Regions from separate parts of the Mus musculus genome. Here region 2 is linked to region 1. Evidence: chromatin loops called from intact Hi-C (ENCODE). Cell type or tissue: gastrocnemius. All regions are shown on one strand. Links, peaks and the distances in the headings refer to the core of each region. The heading gives the core; the rest is flanking DNA.

What was found. Hi-C counts contacts between places; a loop is a spot of excess contacts. Peaks named below come from ENCODE experiments on the same cell type or tissue, not always from the same donor. Only the 100,000 strongest peaks of a DNase experiment are listed, where the experiment ranks them.
Region 2: it touches region 1 in a loop (2.1-fold over the local background); 7 of 42 quality-filtered maps call a loop at or near these places.

The regions. Positions count from the first base shown.
Region 1 is chr6:101,324,821-101,330,106 of GRCm38, reverse strand. All of the region lies in intron 3 of Pdzrn3 (PDZ domain containing RING finger 3), which reads left to right. Among named protein-coding and RNA genes, the nearest start is that of Pdzrn3, 50 kb to the left of the region's middle. In gastrocnemius, for the core only: no CTCF peak of the experiment used is centred there; a DNase peak (open chromatin) is centred at 2,727; H3K4me3 peaks cover 974 bases; H3K27ac peaks cover 4,000 bases.
Region 2 is chr6:101,270,299-101,274,957 of GRCm38, reverse strand. The region is part of intron 3 of Pdzrn3 (PDZ domain containing RING finger 3); the gene reads left to right. It overlaps Gm33934 (predicted gene, 33934), which reads right to left and starts at 3,022. Exons shown (of 2, transcript NR_166918.1): 1 at 2,782-3,022. In gastrocnemius, for the core only: no CTCF peak of the experiment used is centred there; no DNase peak of the experiment used is centred there; H3K27ac peaks cover 2,235 bases.

The DNA.
Region 1 (5,286 bases), core at 758-4,757:
ATCAATCATGCTGTCCTTTGTTTCGGTGAAGTACAAATTTACCTGGGGGCATGTTTGCTAAATATAACCCCAGTCTTCTAGTCTTCACCCTGCCCTGTCCCAACTTGGGACCATCAATGGAGGAAGGGGGTGGGGGAATACACCCTCCTGTCTTCTCAGAGTGGGAGTCAGGGCAGTGGGGTGCTAAACTCCCAAGACACTTTTCTCTTTGGTCTGAGAAGCCACCAAAGGGAAGGGTTCACTCCTGGAGCAGGGTGTGCAGGCTGCAAGGGGCAGATGAAGGCTAAGGGAGATGTCGGGAGGCTTTCCCTCTGCCTGCAGGCCCCTCACACGGGTAACTGCTCCTTTGATTGAAAAGGTATGTGACCCTCCAGAGCTGACTTCAACCAAATGGCATGGGCCTTTGAAAAATGTACTTTAGCACAGCCTCTGTAGAATGTGTTGACTTAAGGATTTCGCTCTCACTTAGAAGTGAGAATGTGACTCTAGGGGCTGCCCCCTCGCTAGAGACGTTTGCTCCGAAAGTATCCTCTGCTAATATGTTCAGGGATTTATAACAAAAACAGGGTCATTCTTAAATAAAAGGACATTGACATAAAAAGCAGTAAGGGCCGATGCTATCTGTTTATGAAGATAAGAGCTTCTTACAAAGGCAAGATTTATGGTGGGAATGCAGCATAGAGGGCTGGCGGCGGGTGATGAATCACCTTTCCCACCCCTGGCAATTGAGGAGAAGGGGGTTCAAAGACCACTTAAAAACAGGAAAAATCAGAGGCCTTCCAGAGGCATGTAGTATATGGGCACCAGTATGGTACTTTTGCAGTTGGACTAAAGGTTATGTAAACTTGCTCTCAAACTTTCTCTCGTTCAGCCATACACCCCCACCCCTGTGTTGTTGTTGTTGTTGTTGTTGTCGTCGTCCTAGAATGCATCACTTTTTAACATCATTTTGAAGAGATCAGAAAGCTAGCTCTTATCATTGCTACCACAGATACCTTCTTACTGAAGATCCGTTCCTTTCCAATGGAGCCCAGGACCTGAGCAACTACCCAGTTATCTAATGTAAAGTTAGAAATAATTGTCTTTCAAGCCCATACATTGTGACCCGCGGTGGGCGGTGGGGGGTAGGGTGGCGGTAGGGGTGCCCCTGTGATGATTGTGTGGCATATTTGATGATTGTCTTGACAGATTTCTATCCTAACATTCACCAACTCCCGTCCTGACCGTGAGCTCTGTGAGCTGGCCGGTTTTGTTAGTTCATTTGGTCTTTTTTATCTTATTCATTTGCCCCCACATTTAGTCATTTCTGCATTTAAGAGATACTAGAAGCCTTCTGGGCACCAGCCATTGTCTAAGATGCCAGCATGCAGAGAGGAGAACAGAGCTCTGACGTCATTCATACCATTTACATTAGGTAGGGGAGATCAGGCATTGAGCCAAGCCACACGTGTGTCCTCAGAGCAAGTCATTAGAAAGAGAGCGGGGGGGGGGGGGGTTGGGGGGAGGGAAGGAAGACTACAGTGGCAACATCTTCTCAGCCACTGTCAAGAGTCTGTCAAGAATCTTTGACCTCTGCCCTTCTCTGCCTCTTACCTTTAACCCTGCATACAGCTCCAGGGTGGGGTAGGTTAGGATGGGTCAGGGTAGACAAGACTGCCATCCCCATTTACAGATGTGGAAAGCAAGGCAGGGTCTTTAAGAGATAGCCAAGCTGACACCACAGGTGAATTTCTAGTTATCCAAAGCCCCTTCCTTGAACCCCTGGGAGTGTTTGTCTCTTTTGTACTGTTAATTCATTCAGCCAGGCTCCTGCCCTAGGCCAGGTAAAGTCTTGTGTCTGTGGGCTTTAGAGCTCCAAGGTACTCTGCTAATTCAGCACTAGGGAGGGAGAGAAACCTGAGTTCAGGTTCTGCCTGAAGACTCCAGACTGATAAGGATGGTACCCAGGGTTACCTGGCCACAGGGCTCAGCAGTCCAGCATCCCTAAAGTATCTTGGTGGGCATTGCTCTCTGTCCCAGTTGTGGGAATGGAGAATTTTCTTCTTGGCTAGTGATTTGTATATAATAGCTGAGCAAACATCACGCATCAGGAGCCTGTGCTATAAAAAGAGTACGGCACAAACAGGGTTTGGTGGTCAGCCAGAAAATTCCAAACTGTCTTGCTGCCTCCTGCTAGGGTGGGTATCAGATGAGTCTCCCTGGTGTCCTCAGCTTGCCGCTGGTTGGCCTCCCTTGAGGATCCAGTCACAAGGTCATGGTGGAGAGTGATTCTGCTTAACTTGGCATTAGCAGTATACATTCTCACAGTTCTGAGTGTGCCGTTCTGCGTAGGTATGGAAGTACAGCTCACTGGAGCTCCATGGATCTCAAAGACTGTGCGAATCTTCACCCAAAACTGGCTGCAATGTTTCTCATTCTGAGATACAGCATGAAACACAAGACAGCAGCGAGTATCTATTTTTGGAGCAACTAAGTCTTCTTAACAGGAAAACTAATGATTAAGTCACTTGCTGTTCATAGAACTTTGAACCTTGAATTGAAAGAGAAAGGGGCTTCTCCTGTCTGCCATCATCATGACCAGATCCATGGAGGTGGACACGTTACCAATCTGATCTGCATCTTGCCCCAGATAGTGACACTATGATGGCTAACATCTTTGGTTCCAGGGCCAGTCTTTCTTTCCTGTGATTCATTCCAGGCCGCCTCATCTCAAAGACTCTGGACTGTGAATGCCAGCTGGCAGGTGCCCCATCTCATTCCATGTAGAAAATTAAGACTTCAGCCCTCACTTTTCTCCGGTTGGCATAGGTCACTTTTTATTTTTATGGACTTATTTGGGTTTTCATTTGTTGAGTCCCATTTAATTGTATTCTGTGTGTCCCCTGAAGACATTTATTGTTTCTTTTTCTTGCTGGTGACACTCCAGGGTGATAAGTTAAGAGGATTTACTTTAGCTCACAGTCAAGCAAGCTGAAGGTTGAGGGAGCTTATGTCTTGATGTCCTTTTTCTTAGTAGAGTCCCGAAGGTGACACAGGGCATCACAGGAGACAGGTTATGCATCTGTATACATGCTTGCAAATTTTATGTGCTCTCTCTCTCTCTCTCTCTCTCTCTCTCTCTCTCTCTCTCTCTCTCTCTCTCTCCTGTGTCATTCATTCAAAGACAGAGGTAGGTTCCATGCTGATGGTGCTATTGGGTCCTAATCAACTCTCCAAGATGATTGTTTAGTTGTTAAATCACCCTTTAGACACCATAGTTGAATATGGTTCACCTCGGTACTCAACTATGAGTACCAAGAGAAGGGCATGTCTAGTTTACCATGGGATTCCTTGGGTGATGTTCTGGTTACAGCCAGATGAGAGCAGAGCATGAATGTGTTCCCTGAAGCCAAGAGTGCTTCCTCTGCCTTCTCTCTGCCTGGACCTCAGCTCCTGTCTTACCACAAACGGAGACATGGATCACACCATGGGCTCAGCTTAATCCTTATGGAAACAAGAGAGCAGCTGAAGTCCTCAAGGTCAAGCTATCCACTGAATACCTGTGTTCAAAGGCAGGCAGCACAGCCAGGGAAGGCTTTGAGCTGTGAGAGTTGTACCCAAACACATTGTCATACCCAAGCCAGGTTTATGCCTCACCATGTGCAGACGTCTGCGAATAATGTTTAGCAGATGCCTTAGACTAGCTCTGGGGACTTTTCTGTCTCTGGTGGACTTTGAATTAGAAGCAGTTCCAATGCCTGTCCTCCTCAAGTGGAATCGATAAAATCTGTTAATCATCAGTTTTGCTGTAAACCTTGAGAAACTTTTAAACTTTGGGAAGGCAGGCCTTGGATTTGAACTTTCTAATAATTAGACATGGCATTTATATACAGATCCTTTTTTTAGTTGCTAATTTTTAAATCTTTATTGTATCCATATAGACTTTGAGAGTCCTGTCTGTAAATCCCATTCCATCAGACTGCAGTCTGACACCTGTGAGGAAGTATCCAGGTGAGCTGTGAAAAGCTGCTTTCTAGGTGACAGATGTCCACATTCTTCAAAGCCCCACATTCTTAATCTTGTTCCTTGGTTAACCAGAAAAATCCAGTTCTAGGTGACCTTTGTACAAGCCATGTCTAATAAGCAACTGGAGTTTTTTTTTCTTTTATTTTCCCACTGGTCCAATTATATTAGTTATTTTCAGCTACAAGTGAAAGATTTAGATCCAGACAGCTTATTCATGCTATCTTGGGCACAAGGACTAACTCACTCCCAGGACAGGGAATTGAATGCGTCAATGCTTTCACCAAGGATCTGTGGTCTTTGTCGTCATGGTTAGCCTGTGAGAATGTCTCGCAGCCACAATATGGTTCAAGCATTCCACCTAGACACAGAAAAGGGATCTTTTCTGTTATCTCCAACAAGGCAACATTTCCTAAACTGTATAAATATAAAGGAAACATTTGCTTTTAAAAGAAGCCCTAGGTGGTTTGTGGGCCAGAACATGTCATAACTGTGCCCATTATTTTCTGTGATTAGGTTGAGGCAATTGGGCTTTATTCCCTGACTCTGATGGTGAATAAGATATGGTTTGGAATGGAGAAATGGGTCAGCAGTTAAAAGCAGTAATGCTATTCCACATGCTCCAGATTTAGTACCTAGCACCCATGTCACAACTCAAAAGCTAGCTGCAACTCCATTTTAGGGAATCCAAGGCCTACTTCTGGCTTCCTCAAGCATCAGACAGATATGTGGTGATATCTGCATATATATAGGCAAACACTCATACACAAAAATTAAAATATAAAACATATAGATAATATATATGAACTAATGCATTATTAATAGAACAAGTTAACATAATTATTTAATTTATTTACATGTGGTTTGTAACATCAAAGATAAGGAGAGAAACAAGGAACAATTGGCCATTGTTCCTGGATTTATCCCTCTGGGATCTCCCATCATGTCAGTGACATTTTGCCTATAGATAATGAGTGTTTTCTAAGATTGTGACATGCTGATGGTTCTTTTGAGGGAGAGTACCCACCATAAACACAGATCCTGCCCCCACTCCCACCCCCACTCCCAGGACCTCTATGGACAAGGCCACTGCTTCAATATTTTCTCTATAATGGGAGGGATGTTGGCACAGAAGGCATGAGCACATTTTGATATAGCTATGAAATTGCATTTTAATCCAACAGTCTAGACACAAGTCTATTGATGAGTTGAGGGTATCTGCATCTCTGTTACTGGAAGTGTCATTGTACAAACCAGAAAAATGAATTGGTTTGAATAAGTCTA
Region 2 (4,659 bases), core at 656-4,655, 55 kb after region 1:
CCTATTTATAGGCTTGAACTTATAGCTATTTTCCATCCCGCCTACATAGAGCCATAAAGGTAAAGATTGATCACTTGATTACCTAGATCTATCTATCTATCTATCTATCTATCTATCTATCTATCTATCTATCTCTATATACATATGTGTGTATGTATATATATGCATACATATATATAAATTAAAATAGCCTTTCAAGGACAGAGAAAGGGTTGATTCTGTTGTCTTAACGTGTTTCTGCATGTCAAGTAAAAAACAACAAACTGCCCACTAGGAAAGTAAGCCAAGAATGTGATCAGTACACTTGTGAAAAGTATTCAGCTTCATTAATAAAAAAAAAAGTGCAGAACAAATGATGTTGACAGAGATGTAGCTGTCTGATAATAGGACCAATGATGAGTGTATCAGCACATGCAAGCTTACATCAGCCCATGCCTGCTTGTAAACCATTGGTGGGAATTTAAATCAGAGTGGCTTTTGGCAATACCTCAGAAACTAACATGCACATCCTGTTTGGGTTGCGAATTCCATACTCTTCATTGTGCATATTATCATGGAAGGGTAGATGAGATGTGTGTGTGTGTCTCCTTCCCTCTCCCTCCTTCTCCCTTTCTCTCTCTCTCTCTCTCACACACACACATACACACACACTCACACATAGGCTTGCTGGTAGTATTATACAGTGAAATAAAACACAGCTATGACAATATAGCTCTTTGCTGAGAAACAAGCAGAATGTTAAATGAATGCTAACTTGGGGCTGGAAAGATGGATCAGCAGTTGGGAGTACTTGTCGCTCTTACTGAGGGCCAGAGTTCAGTCTCCAACCCAGATGTAGAAGCTCCTAACTACAGTTCCAGGAGATCTGGCACCTCCTTCTGTCCTTTGTGGTCACTGTATGTACGTGGTACACTTACACACATGCAGGTGAGTCACATACATATAAAATAAAAATATATCTATAAAGTAATAATGATAATAATAATAGTATTATAATAATAATAATAATAATAATAATAATAATAATAATAATAGCCGACATGACAACCCATGAAGTGGGAAGCTCCGATCTAGAGAATGAGGTAGATCTGCAAGTCCCCAGCGGGATGAGCTCTGCAGCAAGGGTTTGTAAGTTGTCTCATCCAGCGCTGTCTGGGTGCTAGTACTTGCCCTGGTTCAGAAGCACGCAGTCACCCTTCACAGTGTTGTCGAGAGAACTCTTGTTTTAAGGCTGTGCATAGGCCTGGGCTGATGCTATTTAAAGAAAGTTATTTCCTCGTGCATGATGGCCATTAAGAAAGCAAACATGTTTGACGTCTACGTGAAAGTGCTGTAACATAAGATAACCACACGTAACCGGATCTGCTCTGGACGAGGCAGTTTGTGCAGAGTGATGCTTCTGAGATGGAAAATAAGGAGTTGCCCATCTGTGGCTGCAAGCTTTTTTCCAGTGGATACTGTGATCTGGCTGACTCCTGAGCTCTGCCTCTCAGTGGGAATTCATCTGTTAAAAATCTCAGATAGAGTCTCGGAGTGCAGCCTTGTCTGAGAGATCATTTCCTTTTTACCAGTGCGGGGTTTGGCATCTGCACGTTTCTGCTCTAGGGCTCACGTGTGTGCATGCATGCCAGTGGAAGTCAGAGCACATGGGTGCTGTCCTTCAGGAAGCCTCTACCTTGTGTTTGAAGTCGTCGTCGTCACTCACTAGGATCTGAAACTCACTGACTCGGCTGCTGCACCCCAGGGATCTGCCCGTCTCTGCCTCCCCAGCACTGAACATACAAGCGCACCCATTACACATTACCGGCGAACCGCTGCCACCCCAGCCCCTTCACTGCAGCTTTTCGAGTAATAGAAGAAGTACACTTCTCTCTGGCTGTTGGCCCCGGGTTGATTTGTGGTGGAAAGAAGATTCTTTCAGTTATGGGTCAGAAGAGGAAACTCGGGCTTTGCATCCTGGTATTCCTTGGGTGGTAGACTTCTGAGATCTGGACATAATTCTTTAAGGGACAACACTTGAGGGACCTGTTGCTTTGCCGTCAGGTTGGCTGTAGACATGGCCTCCTCCCTGTATAATATAGCTCACCTTGTTTCCTTATCTGTTTTCCTGGCCCTTGTAGTCTAAAATGTACATAAACCACCCCAGCTCTTTCCCAACCCGCCCTCCATGGCCAGGCTTATGCCGCCAACTTTTTAAAGCCCAAATCTTGAAAAGAAAATGTCCCCATTACATCACACATATACATATTAGACACACGTCAAGCTTCTATTTCCTATTTGGACCGTGAGCCCCTAGCCTGCACCATGAAAGAGAGTAGTTGTGGCTCATCCTCCCAAACCTTCATAGCATCCCAACTGAAACTAAGCAGAACCAACAGATCCCCAGACCTCCTACTCGGGACACCCAGCTCTTCAATCTTAAAAAAAGAAAGAAAGAGCACCTCCCTTTTGTCATGATCAAAGGAACCTTCTCTAATCCTGAAGGTGACTTTAAGCACCCTTTGTTTGCCTGGCTTATCCCACCCAAAGATGACTGCAGGACTAATCACCCTTTTCAAATGCACTGTCCTGAAACCGAGATGAAGTGCCCCAAATGGCTCTCTCTCTAGTGTTTTCCCGTGACGGTCTGGCCATTAAACATCCTCATGGCCTATGAAAGAACATACTAACTAGAAGGTCACAGAAGGCACAAGGATAGAAACAAATGGGATTCTTCTCAACAGCCTGTCATTTCTTATCGTTCTCTGTCTCATCACCATCCGTATCGATCCCCTTCCTCACCTGTGGTCCACACTAGTTTACTGGGGTTGATGCCGTCAGAAAGACGGACAGCTCCTCCAGAACTACACAAGCTTCCGGTTAAGCCATAGCTCAGGCGGGACATGCATGGTGCAAAGCTAAACGGAGAAGCAGCAGAGGCAGTGATGGGCATGTGATCGTTCACAAGTTTGCTTCCCTGGTTAAACAACTTCTCAACTGGCCAGAGTCCAGCATGTTAATCCTTAACCTAGGCGGAGCAGCTGCCGCCTGCTCCGAGCTGGCTTATCATTACCTCTCAGGACCACCTTTTATGGCTCTGACGAGCTCCTAAGCGGTGTCTTATCACCACCAAGCCTAATCGTCATTAATGGGGCAGTGCACCGGTACTTCTGAGTCGCTCCAGAGTTAAGCAGTTTATGGCCAATTGAGGAATTTTTAATTGCCGCTTTTGGGGGGCAGGGAGGGCAGGAAAAGAGAGGAGACAGCTCACTGGAGGCCATTTTAGGGTTGTGTTTAGAGGCTTACTGTCTTGTGGTCCTCTTTCATGTTTTCCCTGCCTTTGAAAAGTGGTTAAGGTTGAAGCAAGGCACCCTACAGGTAGGCTGGGTGGGTCGGTGCTCTTCTGGCTCCTGGGTGCCTAGATACTGTCCTGGGTGCTTTTTAGAGATAACTTTCTAGAGCCCTAGCTTTTCTACCACCCCTACCTACAAGTGTTCTTTCCCTTTTCTTTCTTCATACTGAGCACACAGAGGGGTCTGTTGTAGATGCCATCAATGTGCAAGACATTCTACATATCTAGTTATCACTGTATTTGTTAAACTACATGAATACCCCCCACGTCCATAGGAAGATAGACAATTTGGAGACTACTAGGTCACAGGGGCTTTTCAACGTTGAATTTTTAGCATAGAGATGGAGAGTACTTTCATTTTAGGGTTTAAAACAATTTTGAAAACGTTGTCAAGGGTTCAATGTGCTTTAAAATGTGTTTAAATACAGGGCATGTTGGCTCTGAGGCCATTAGTATAACTCTACCTTTTGCCTTTAATATGGCTCTAGCCTGTAGCTGAGGTTTGATAATCAATGACAGTAAAGCTTCGCTAAGCCTCCAAGAGACTGTTCCCACCTCTCATTTACTATAATAGGAAAGTTAGGACAACTTGAGTTGTCTATATATTTCAACTCTATTTTTCCCCCTGCTCAAAAACAAGTAGAGATCGATTTGAGCTTTATAGATGCAGAGAGTTGTGTATCCCTGAAGGAAAGCTACCCTGAAATCCCCTTATGACACGATTAAATGACTGCCTTTGGGTTTTATGTCCCCAGGATATTGTCCACCCAAATACATGCAATGGTAAAAGAATGTGGACCACTCATAGCGTGTATGCTTGAGCCTTCTGCACAAGGGTTTAGGAAACTGGCTGCAAAGTGTTTTATTGAAGCAAGACAAATATTTATGAACAATTCCGAATCATCTGTTTTGAAATGTAAAGTGTGTTCGGAGTGGGGGTGGAGGCCCAGGTGTTTCCTGTCTGAACTTGGACGGGGTCTCTGCTTCCAGAGGTTTGTGGGACTGTGCCTTCTCCCAAGAAACCCAGAGTCCTCCAGCTTCCCCGTTAATGCCTGCACAGTGGAGCATGCTCCTTCCAGTGGAGGGGGAGTTAACACATAGATGGGAAGGCTTCTCGAGAGCTGGGGAAATGGCTCAGTCAATGTGCTAGCCATGCAGGGCGAGGACAGGAGTTCCATCCCTAGCAGTACAGGTATGGTGGGGGCAAACTTTTAACCCCATCCCTAGGAAGGCAAAACTCAGTGGATCCCTAGGGCTCCCTGGCCAGCCTGCCTAGCTGAATTAGCTGGCTCAGGGCACTGAGAGTTCTGATCTAGGAAAACAGAACA